2 separate regions of the Homo sapiens genome follow, and region 2 is linked to region 1. A link is an interaction called in ENCODE POLR2A ChIA-PET data of the cell type or tissue named here. Cell type or tissue: HepG2. All regions are shown on one strand. Links, peaks and the distances in the headings refer to the core of each region. The heading gives the core; the rest is flanking DNA.

The links. Peaks named below come from ENCODE experiments on the same cell type or tissue, not always from the same donor. Only the 100,000 strongest peaks of a DNase experiment are listed, where the experiment ranks them.
Region 2: POLR2A ChIA-PET joins it to region 1 with 7 read pairs; 2 of 35 experiments call an interaction of 5 or more read pairs at or near these places.

Annotation. Positions count from the first base shown.
Region 1 is chr5:56,385,403-56,390,781 of GRCh38, reverse strand. No RefSeq gene overlaps it. Among named protein-coding and RNA genes, the nearest start is that of LINC01948, 94 kb to the left of the region's middle. In HepG2, for the core only: no CTCF peak of the experiment used is centred there; a DNase peak (open chromatin) is centred at 2,381.
Region 2 is chr5:56,514,350-56,519,728 of GRCh38, reverse strand. The region is part of intron 4 of C5orf67 (chromosome 5 putative open reading frame 67); the gene reads left to right. Among named protein-coding and RNA genes, the nearest start is that of LINC01948, 35 kb to the right of the region's middle. RefSeq lists an enhancer at 4,578-5,078. In HepG2, for the core only: no CTCF peak of the experiment used is centred there; a DNase peak (open chromatin) is centred at 2,628.

The sequences.
Region 1 (5,379 bases), core at 175-5,174:
TGAGTTACCAGATTCCTTGCATTGGTTCTTTCTCATCCTTGCATGTGGGTGTTCCTTTAACTGCTGTGTAGACTGAGTACAATCAATACAATTCTTTTCTGGATGTTTTCACTGGGATGAGGCTTTGTGTAAGGTCTTTATTTGAAGCTGACTCCTTGTCTCTGGTTTCAGAGGGGAGTTTGAAGTATTTTTGTTGTTGAGGCTTTGGGATGTGATCCAGCAGGTGACACTGAGGCATATTTTTCAGTTGGTAGACTCTTGCTTGGTTGTATGGCTCCCCCATGTTTCCTCACAGTTGCAGCCACATTCCCTCTCAGTTCTCTGAAAGTGTGAGTTCCTTTCCCTCTTAAGTGCTGGCTGTAGTTCATGATTTGGCACTCCTGGGCTGCCCATTGCAGCTTTGGGGCAATCTCCGTGTTTATGCTCCTTCCCCAGCTTAGAGGCAGCAGAGGAAGAGATCTTAATAGTACTTGTGGCCAAGGGTCATTTGCTTGACTCTTGGGGGCTCCACCCCAGAGAAATGCAGGTCAGCAATCACTCAGCGCAGTCAGCCCAGGATGGAGGGTTTGTGCTGTGGGCCCAAGGCAAGGGTTTCCTATCCGGTGATGAGTTGTGTGGGGGTGTGGGACCTATGGGAGACAAACTGGTCTCCTGCCATTGGGTTGACTGCAGCTTGTTTGTGGTGTGGACAAGGCACTTAGGGTCTTTCCTCCTTCATTAGTCTGAGGATGGCCAGGAAACTTCCACTGTGAAGGCAGTGGCAGAGAGGCTTTCAGTTGCCCCTGGAGGTGCTATCCAGGGAGTTGCTGAGTTGGTAGTGGCTTGATAGCTCTGGCAGGTGGGTGGCTGGAGGCCCAGACCTGGGGGACCTGCTGGTGAGGAAATACGGGAATGAGCACTCACTTAACAGTCTAGCCACCTTTCCGTAAGGCTGCTGTGGTATGCTTGGGGCCCATTCCAGTCCTTAGTCACCTCGGATTTTCCAGAACCTGGAAGTGTCACCAGTGAAGGCTGAGAAACAGCAAAGATGGCAGCCTGTCCCTTCCTCTGGGAACCTTGTCCCAGGGAGAAACGGACCTGTTGCCAGCCCAAAGGCACCTATAGGAAGTGGCTGGAGACCCTGGTTGGGAGGTCACACCCAGTGAGGCCGAACAGGATTGGGAACCCACTTAGAGCAGCATCTGGCTATGTTTTGATAGAGCAGCTGAGCTTTACATTTTAAAAAACACATGTGCACACCCTATGTCATAGAGTGTCTTTTAGTGATAGGATATTGCAACTGGCTACGGATCTGGCCCAAAATAACATTGCTCATGGAATTCAACCAAGTTAGCAAAGTCATGGCTCTGATTTGTGCTGGAGTGAGTGAATGACTGAGGTAAGCTTTCAACTGAAATTTGACTGTGGTTTAGTTCCTTGTAGAACATGAGATTTTTAGAGATATTCTGAATAAAGAAAAGTCTTCCAAGGTCAAATATTTTTGGAAAGTGCTCCTCCACTCTTGAAGATTCACAATGGACATTAGCATATACGTGAATGGCTCTTCAGTAAAGAAAACTACTTATCTTTCTGTTTGTTGAGCCCAACAGGTCTTAACATAATTTCATTATATATATATATATATATATATATATATATATATATATATATATATATATTTTTTTTTTTTTTTTTTTTTTTTTTCCCCTCATTTGGAAGCATTAGAATCCTCTGAGGTTAAATTAACCTGACAAACCCTGAGCAGGAAGTTATGCATGGAAGTGACACCAAGTGTGTTTGGACAAGACTTTATCCCACATGTGAAGGTACTCTTCATTCAGACACAGGAGGAGACTCCATCTCTCTCTTCCTGGTGACATAGCTTAGAGTTATATTTTGTTCAGATGTAGAAATTGATAGAGCCAAAATAAACAAAATTGCAGATGTAACTAAAAAAGCTCTTGAGGTGACTCCTGTTCTGTGCCTAAAGCAAAAATTCCACACTTAATCACTTTTGTAAGTAGCTATTCCTACCTGGGCTTCCCAGGGGAATAGGAAACCATTTCACTAACTGCTGTAGTCTAAAATTCCAGAGATATAATTTATGAGCTGTTCCAGAGGCCAAGAACAGAATTATTCCCAGCAGAAGATGCAATGTTTTAAGAGCAATGAAATCCATACTCTGAAGAAAAGAGGAAAAGCAGATTCTAAGAGTCTTAGAGCCTATTAACAAAATATATTAAGTGCTAGTGGACCTGAGGTGATGGCTAATGTTATAGTTGGTCTAAGTCACCTATTGATGTTTCCATGTTTGGATTAGTTGGATTTTTTCTCATGTCACTTTCTTGTAGTTAACCTTGACTCTGTTGTTGACCTAACCTGAGCCCTGCATACTTTCTGCTAAGTCATGAAAAGGTTAAGAATTTATAAAGAAAAGACAAACAAGCCTCTAAGATTGGTTACTGAAATGGTTACTTTCCTGTTAGGAATTTTGCATCTCAAACAAAATGAGAAGAGTGGGCTTATGTATGCCAGGAGGTTTATAGGTCTACAACACGTGCAAGACACAGAAGAAAATCTGCAGAAATGGGACCAGCTCTCAGTATTCAGAGGGCCAGTGTGATTCTCTCAATAGCACAAATATTTCTGGACACATATCCTAAAATGAATTAAACATATAATGACAGGGTATTAAGTTCCTTAGATACAAGCAATTTCGAGAGGAATGGGAAAGGGGAGGCATGGAGAATGTATCCATAAACACAGTTCTAAAAAATACAAAAGATCTCTTTCGTTTCTAAGAGGTAATTATTTAATGGAAATATTCATGAGAACACAGCCCAAGGACTGTTGTAAAAATATAAAACTTACATTAATTATCATAAAGAATCTATTCAGTGCCATGAATGCAAAATGGCTGTTTTCATGAACAAAGCCAAAAGCAATTTAATCTTCCCTCTTTGAAAACAGGGATTGGTATTTGAGTACCTGATTTAGCCTGGGTCCTGAGCAAGCTGCTGAGAGAGTTGCAGTGGAATTCATGGGTTCATTAGAGATTGCTTATTTTAATAATAGGCATCCCCTTGCTTTGTTTGTACTAACTATTCTTAATATGTAAGAAGGCCAAAACATTACTGGATAATCAATTACCAAGCCTCAGAAACAAGTGAAATAGGTGAAGTACACAGTCCAATTTTTTTGAAAGTGTTTCCTTTACAAAATTGCTTTCGCTCATGCTCTGATGTTTTTAATTCTGTAATTAGAAATATGCCACCTTGGGTTAACGTGTTGATGTTTATTTAAAAGTAAACAGAATAACTAATACAGTATATTAAGCCTTTTCTGTCAATTGAAATATGACTTAATGTATTACTGCAGTAAACTGTTGCAGTTACTGAAACTCAGGAGGATGAATTTACCAGATCCCTTCCTAAAACCAGGCTTTGACATGGAAGGGGGTAGAGTGATCTTGAGGACCGTGAATGGTGAGGAATTCCCAGAAATAGGAGGTGACAACATCTAAGGCCATCTTTCCTGCTTCACAGTATTTTTTCAACTGTGCTTATTATAAATAGTTTTGTCCCCTCTTTATAGAAGTTGACTCTAAAAATTCTGTAAGATTGCAGAGCAATTGTACATTTTCAGAGCCATCATATTCTCAAATCTTCCCAAGTAGCACCAGTATTTTCATCCAAGAAACTCTTTAGATCCCCTTAGTATCATTCTGTGCCTGGGGTTTTCCGCACTTTTGGACACTGCCATTCATTCAACAAATTCAAGGACGATAAGACGCTGCTGTAGCCCTCCCGCCTGGAGTGTGGAAGACAGTGGGCGAGACAAACTCAATAGCAATGCATTGCTATCTTTATAGACCCAATTTCTAGTTATCTCTGAAACTATGGTATGTGGCTCTTTGAACGTTCTATTTTGTCTTATTTTGCTTTGGAAGTGCATTCTTTCAAGTCTAATTAGACTATTTGTGGCTTAAAGAAAAATACAAAGCTTTTCCCAGGACACTTTGGGCTTTCATGTTTACCATCAAATTAGCAAAAAACAAACACACACAATTCTAAGGCATTTATTTTGAAATTTAATTGTATACACACTTGCATATAATTTCAACTTCACAGTGAGTTGTCCCATAGGCATTTTCTGCAGAAAATTTTTGGAAAGACCAAAAGAATGTTTGTGCCTACTGGCTAGATCCAGTTCCCTCTGGGAGGACATTACAGACTCCAATTCACGTGAGATGCTAGGCAGGCTAGGACTGAGGATACCCAGGAATCCTCTCGCTGAATTTCCTGGTGTGGAGCTCATTTGACAAATGTGGTTTCCATTTATGAAACTGCTTAGCAACCATCCTGTATTTTAAATTCTGCTAATGTCAAAAATCACAAAACTGAGAAAGAGGAGGAAATTTGAGGCTTGCTTGATTGATGAAGAAACCAGGGCTCAAGTAATTGCATAACCAAAACCATCAACTGGGCTTAGAGCTAACACAACTTGTTCATGCAAACCAGCATCAACAAACCCCAGAGCCACACAATTTGCCACCCAGACTTCTGGTTAACGCCCAGCAAAGAGGCCTTGATTCCTGAAGGTTGCAGGCTGATAACTCCAATAAGACCAAGAAACCTTGTGAAAGTACCACTCACCAACTGATTGTACTGCTGGAGCTCCCAGAAACCACGTAGATGAGGAAATTCAACTGGCAAATAGCAAACTGCCTCAATGATATTTGAAAATTGATTTAATGTTATTATAATTCCCTGAATAACCAAAGATCGTCTGGTGAAGGGTAATCACTACAGAGGGAACATATGTTGTTTTAAAAATTATGTCACAAGCTGTAATTCTTTTAACTCTGTTTGTAAAATTAGGTTATATCCCTGATATTACATATTTTATTCTTCCTTTCTCCATGGGAACAAGATATCTTTAACTGTCCTTAGGACTGGAATGATTTTGGGGTAAACTAAATAGAAAGGTTAGAAGAAGAATAAGAAAGAGGAGGAGGAGAGAGGGGGAATGGGAGAGGAGGAAGAGGAGGGGGCAGGAGGAAGGAGAAGGAGAAAGAGGAAAGGGAAGCAGGAGGAAGAAGAGGAGGAGGAAGAGAAGGAGAAAAGAAAGAGAAAGAAAAGAATAACAGCAACAACAACACTCAAGAGAAGAGCACTAAAGGATGATAGAACCTCCCTGCAATACTAAAACACTGGCCTTAGGGTAAGTAGAATGATTTTTTTTTTTTTTTGATCCGTATTCTTCCATTTTTTCAGTCTTCACATCCTAATGCTGAGACATCAGATGGGTGAGGAATTCAACTGTGGGGTAGTTTCTATGAAATTAGGGTGATGTATTATTTGCCAGGGGTCTGTGAGAGAAGTAAATAGCAATCTAGAT
Region 2 (5,379 bases), core at 127-5,126, 130 kb before region 1:
AACCCCTTAAGAGGCTAGTCCAGAGAAATCTTTCAAACGTGTGGCTAATACCCACTGAGTCCCCAACTTTAAATGCATAAAGCTTCCCCATGGCCTTTGGGATGAAGTAGAAGCTCCTAAGCAAACCCCACAAGCCCCTTCATGACAGTCCTGATGCCTTTCCAGCCACCTCTCCCAGAGCTTCCAGCCCACTAAGCCGCCCATGGTTCTTTGAATGTTTGCTGTTTTCTTTGCTGACAGTGGCTTTCTCAGGTTTGGCAAACTTACTCTCAAGCTTCAAATTTCAGGTCAAATGTTCTCCCATGCGAGAAGTCTTTCCCTATTATCTGGCAGGGATTGACCCTGCCACCCCACACAGCTCTTCAAACATGCCTTTATGAAAATGGATTTCATCTCATTTTATAATGGCTCCCCTTCTTGTCTGTTCCTGAGCTTCTGGAGGGCAATGAGTATGTCTGGTTCATCTTTAATTCCCATTATTTAGCTTTGTACTTGGTGTATAAAAGATGCTTCATAACCAGAACCCTCTTCCCCAGCATTCATGGGGCTGGGAGAAAGACTGAAAGTAGTCACAGCTTACCCCTGTTCTCCCTCTGCCTGACACCCCAGCTCCATCTAGAACCACAAGAAATTCTGCACACATGTGCATATGAACTATCTGACTCCTCCGTCCAGCCTCTGTCCCTCCCCGCTGCAAACAGCCACCTGTTGCCACTTTCAAGCCTACAGGCATGCACTCCAGCAATGGAGAATACACGTGGGGGCATGGATCTGTGGGAGAGTCCCACGTCAGCCCTGGAAGCAGGCTCAGGCCATTTGGACAGGGAATCCACAGTTCTAGGTATGGAAACATGGCCTGGAATTGGGGTGTGTGGGCCCATGGTGGCAATGTCCTGTAGGTCCTATGGACTTCTTGACTTGTGGTTAGCGGTGTAACCAGAGAAAGGACAGAGCCAAGCCCTCCACAGTGTGGAGCACAGATCACTCAGCTTTAAACGCTGTTTATTATGCTATAAAATATGTGAAACAGTGAAGATCTGAGATGAAATATTAAGGTGGGAGAAGTAGGGCTACTTTGAGAGAATACACTATTTAAGAGGATGATACCACAATCCCTAGTGACCAGTGGCTGAGTTGAGAAAAAGAGAGAGACAGAGAGAGGGAGAGAGAGAGAGAGAGGGAGAGAGAGCGGCGGAGGAGGTGGGGTGGGGGTGCGGAATTGAAGATCACTGCAGGCTCTGTTGGTGGGAAGAATGTATTGTATTATTAGCTCAGAAGGGAGGAACATGTGTGAGGGTGAATTCAGTATTAGACAAGATAAAACATTTAGGGAGAAACGTTCCGTAGTTGGATATGCAGCATTCAGAGTCCAGGACAGAGGCTGAGGTTAGAAATAAGGATTTGGTAGGCTTTAAGCACACAGGTGACCTTTGAAATTACAGATGTGGCCAAATCGCCCAAGGAGAGAGTGTAGAGTAGAAAGAGGCTGACAAAGGGAGCTACTGAACAGCTGACAAAGGGAGTCCATGAAGAACACTGAAGGGAAGCAGCCAGGGAGATATATGGGAATCCAGTGCAGAGGGGGCGATGGAGGCTATTGGAGCCAGACAACAACTTCATCAAGGCAAAAGAAAATCACATTGCCAGTCACCAGGTCACATATAGGAAAGGCTGAAGAGTGTCATGGGATTTTAATAAAGAGGAGGTTGCTGGTGACCTTCTTGAGAACAATTTCAGGGAGTGATGGCAGCTGAGAAAAGCCATGCTGTATCGAGGAGTAAGTGGAAGGCGAAGATGAGACAGTGTCCAGTTAGCTCCTCAAGAAGTTGGGATATGGAAAAAACAAACAAACAAACAAACAAAACCAGCCACAACTTGAGGATGACACAATTTAGGAATGGTTATTATGTTTCCTGGTTGTGTTTCTTTTTAATATGGGAGAGCCTAGAGCATTTACATGTGGCGAGGGGAAAGAGATGAATAAGAAGGGAAAGTCAAAGATGCAGGAAATAGATGGAAACTCAGTGGAGTAAGGTTCCTGGTACAGATGGGGTTTCCTGGGGAGCAGATGAGAATTCTTGGGCAGGAGGTTTATCAGGCAGTGCTCTGGGAATCAACGCCTGGGTAAGAAGGGAAGAAAGGAGGGTGGGGTGAAGGGAGCAGTGGGGCTATGATGCAGCCACAATGAAGGTCTCAGCCAAGTTCATGGGGAGCTCTGAAGCTGAGGCAGCCCTTGGGTTTACCCAGAGTTGGGGCCAGGGGCCCAGCCTTTCTAGCCCCACATCAGACAGTCATTGGAGCTTTGCTGCCCTGGGAAGGGAGTGTGACCTGGGGCAAGGGGACTCTGCTCAGTCAAAGCACTCCCTAAGGACAGCTGGCAGCTGAGGGCCTCTGCCACAGCCAGGCTTCCAGCAGCTGAAGCCACAAATTCTCACGTTTGGAAGGGGACTCCAGGCTGCAAATCTGCATCAGTCAAGTTTTAACCAGTAAAACCACATCAGAAGGAGACAGATATTAACAGATTTATTGCACAGAATTGGTTTACCTGATTATGGGGACTGGATAGGCAAGTCTGAAATCAATAGGGCAGGCTGTCAGAAAAGACAGACTTCAACTCTTGGACACGGGCCAAAGTTGCTCTGCACAGTCAGAATTTCTTCATCAGGAAGCCTCAGTTCTGCTCTGAAGGCCATTCAGTGGAGTGAACCAGGCCCCCAGATAATCTGGAACAATCTCCCTTACTTAAAGTCAGCTTTAAAGCCTCAACATCCATGTCTTCCTCGTCCATGTTTTTCTTCAGGAGCAGGGGAAATGTTTCATTGCCTTTACACGCTCTCTTTCCAATCTTCCCAACTTCCCCATCTCCACCTGTCGGGGCTCCCTGGACTTCCCTCACCCCACTCCCTACCCCCTCTCTCTGCCACTACCCATCACGCACCTCAACTAGCCAGGACAGAGAGCCCTCCACTAAACCGCTGTCTCTACAACTCCAGCTCCACTTCCTTCTGCCCTCAGCCCACCCTCAGAGCTGAGTGGAGGTGAGACAGGAGGTGTAGAGCTGTGGGCTGGCCTCCACCCAGAGTCCCAGATGGCTGCCCCTCTGTGAGGATTCAGCTTCCACTGGAGCCTCATGAGGAGCACAGCATTGTCACTTCTGGCGCAATGAAGAGCCTATCGAGTATCTGTTTCAGACTTCAGTTTAAGAGGATTAAAATTTGTCAAATGCGATCTGCTGTAGGCTGTCATTTGGAGTATAAATAAGGTCACTGTAGAGCAAAGCTTGTGTTATTTAATCACAGAGTGTGAGACTCACCTATTTTGCTTCTTTTAGATCAGAAAGTAGGCCTCCGGTAATGCACAATGAAGAAGAAAGTGCCCCCTCAACCCTCAAAATAATTCAAATGGCAAGCAAGGCAGATTGTAAATGACTTAGTTACTTTGGGCAGTTTTCCAAGATCAAAGGTAAAACTGCTGGGATGCCAAACTCTTAAATGTCATCATCTTCATAAGCAACTTCCCATACAGATGATTATTCTGCATGTAGAAGCAAGTTTGCATCATACGTGCTATTACTGGCATAAACCTATTTTTGGCAGTTTAATGAAATCTGTCCCTTTCTCCCTCCCCATAACCCATTTCCTGACTCTTCCTCCATCTAAGAGAAACCCACCCAAGCCCAGAGCATACAGAAAAGGAATCAGGCAAAATTAGCTCTAATGGATTAGGATCAGGACTTGAGAAGCAAAGTATAAAACCTAATCTTGGTCATCTCTGGCTTGTTCTTGGTTTCAAAACAATGTCTCCTTAGAAAGCCAAGTTCCCCAGAGCGGTGGAGGAGTTTAATTTTTCTCCCTACCTTGGATTTTCCTCGAGTCACGTATTAACAGGACTTCAAAACTCCTCTTTTAACAGCTGAATTATCACAGGTATAATTTGAAAAGAACCAGTAGGATGAAACAAGTCAGGAATCTGGAGGTTAGGTGGGAAGAGAAAAAACATAAAGTTAGTATGGTTTTGATCACTTTGTTTCTTTGAACATGTGCTTTCGTCTACAACTATTTTTTGCTTAGAGTAATTATGTTTTTTTTTTTTTTCAATTAAAGTACAAGTTCAGCTACCTTGTTTTTCTATCATCCCCTTCATCTCTCTTTCCCCATTTTTTGAAGATGAGTTCTGGGGTAGATAAAATATAAGATAAACACAGAATTTGAAAACGTGATGGTTCCCTGTTTAACCTGCCAATTTGGCAGTGCTTGAAGTTAATGTGGACAGCCGTGTCAAGGGCACCAACACAGCTAGCAGCTTCTCTCTAGCAGCCTACTCTGGAGGAGAAGCATGTGAAGGCTGGGCCTCCAAAGCACAAGCCCTAGAGGCCGGAGGTGGTGGCAAAGGGATCCGTCTAATTCCAGTACAGACCACTGAGTCAAACACTTGCACAAAGAGGATGATCTCCGGGAACCATCGGTGCTACTGAAGCCGGGAACAAGTGGGCCAGAAAGCCTCATCCTGCCAGAGCAGTCAGCTTAATGACTTAATTACACCCCAGCCTACACTGCTCTGCCTCCAAATCTAGGCTACTTAAAAGGGCTCAGCAGGGAGGTGCTCCGGCCTGGGGTGGCCAGAACGCTGCTCTGGCCACAGGCAAAGTGGAATCTAGAGGCAAGTGCCACCCCTGCTTCTGCTCTGTCCGGCTGTGTGACCTGGAGTAGGTTCTGGACCCACTCTGGGCCTAGTTTCCCCCAGTGAAACGGGCTGCTCTGACGATAAATAAAATAATGCATGTACAGTGCCTCTCTCGATGCCATTCCTCTTCCTCTGTCATGCTGTCCTCCAAAATGGTTCTGGGTTTTGTGGGGCCTGGAGACAGAAGAATATTCCAGGGACCATGGAGGAGAACATCACTGTAGAAAGACAGGCAAAGAGCAGGGAATGCCAACTCTCACATCCTACCACAGGCCCCAAACACAACTCATAATTATGCTCAGATAGTGTCTCCGTTCACTTGTGTTGCTGTAAAGGAATACCGGAGGCTGGGGAATTTATAAAGAAAAGAGGCTAATTGGCTCATGGTTCTGCAGGGTGCACAAAAAGCATGGCACCAGCACCCGCTTTTGGTGAAGGCCTCAGGCTGCTTCCACTCATGGGGGAAGGGGAAGGGGAGCCAGTGTGTACAGAGATCACGGGGTGAGACAGGAAGCCAGAGACAGGGGAAGGTGCCAGGATTTTTCTAACAACCAGTTCTAGCTAGGATCTAATAGACCGAGAACTCACTTACCTCCAAGGGAGGGCATTAATCTCCTCCTGAGTGATCTGTCTTCCTGACCCAAATGCCCTCCTTTTGCCCCGCCTCTCACATTGGAGATCAAATTTCAATATGTG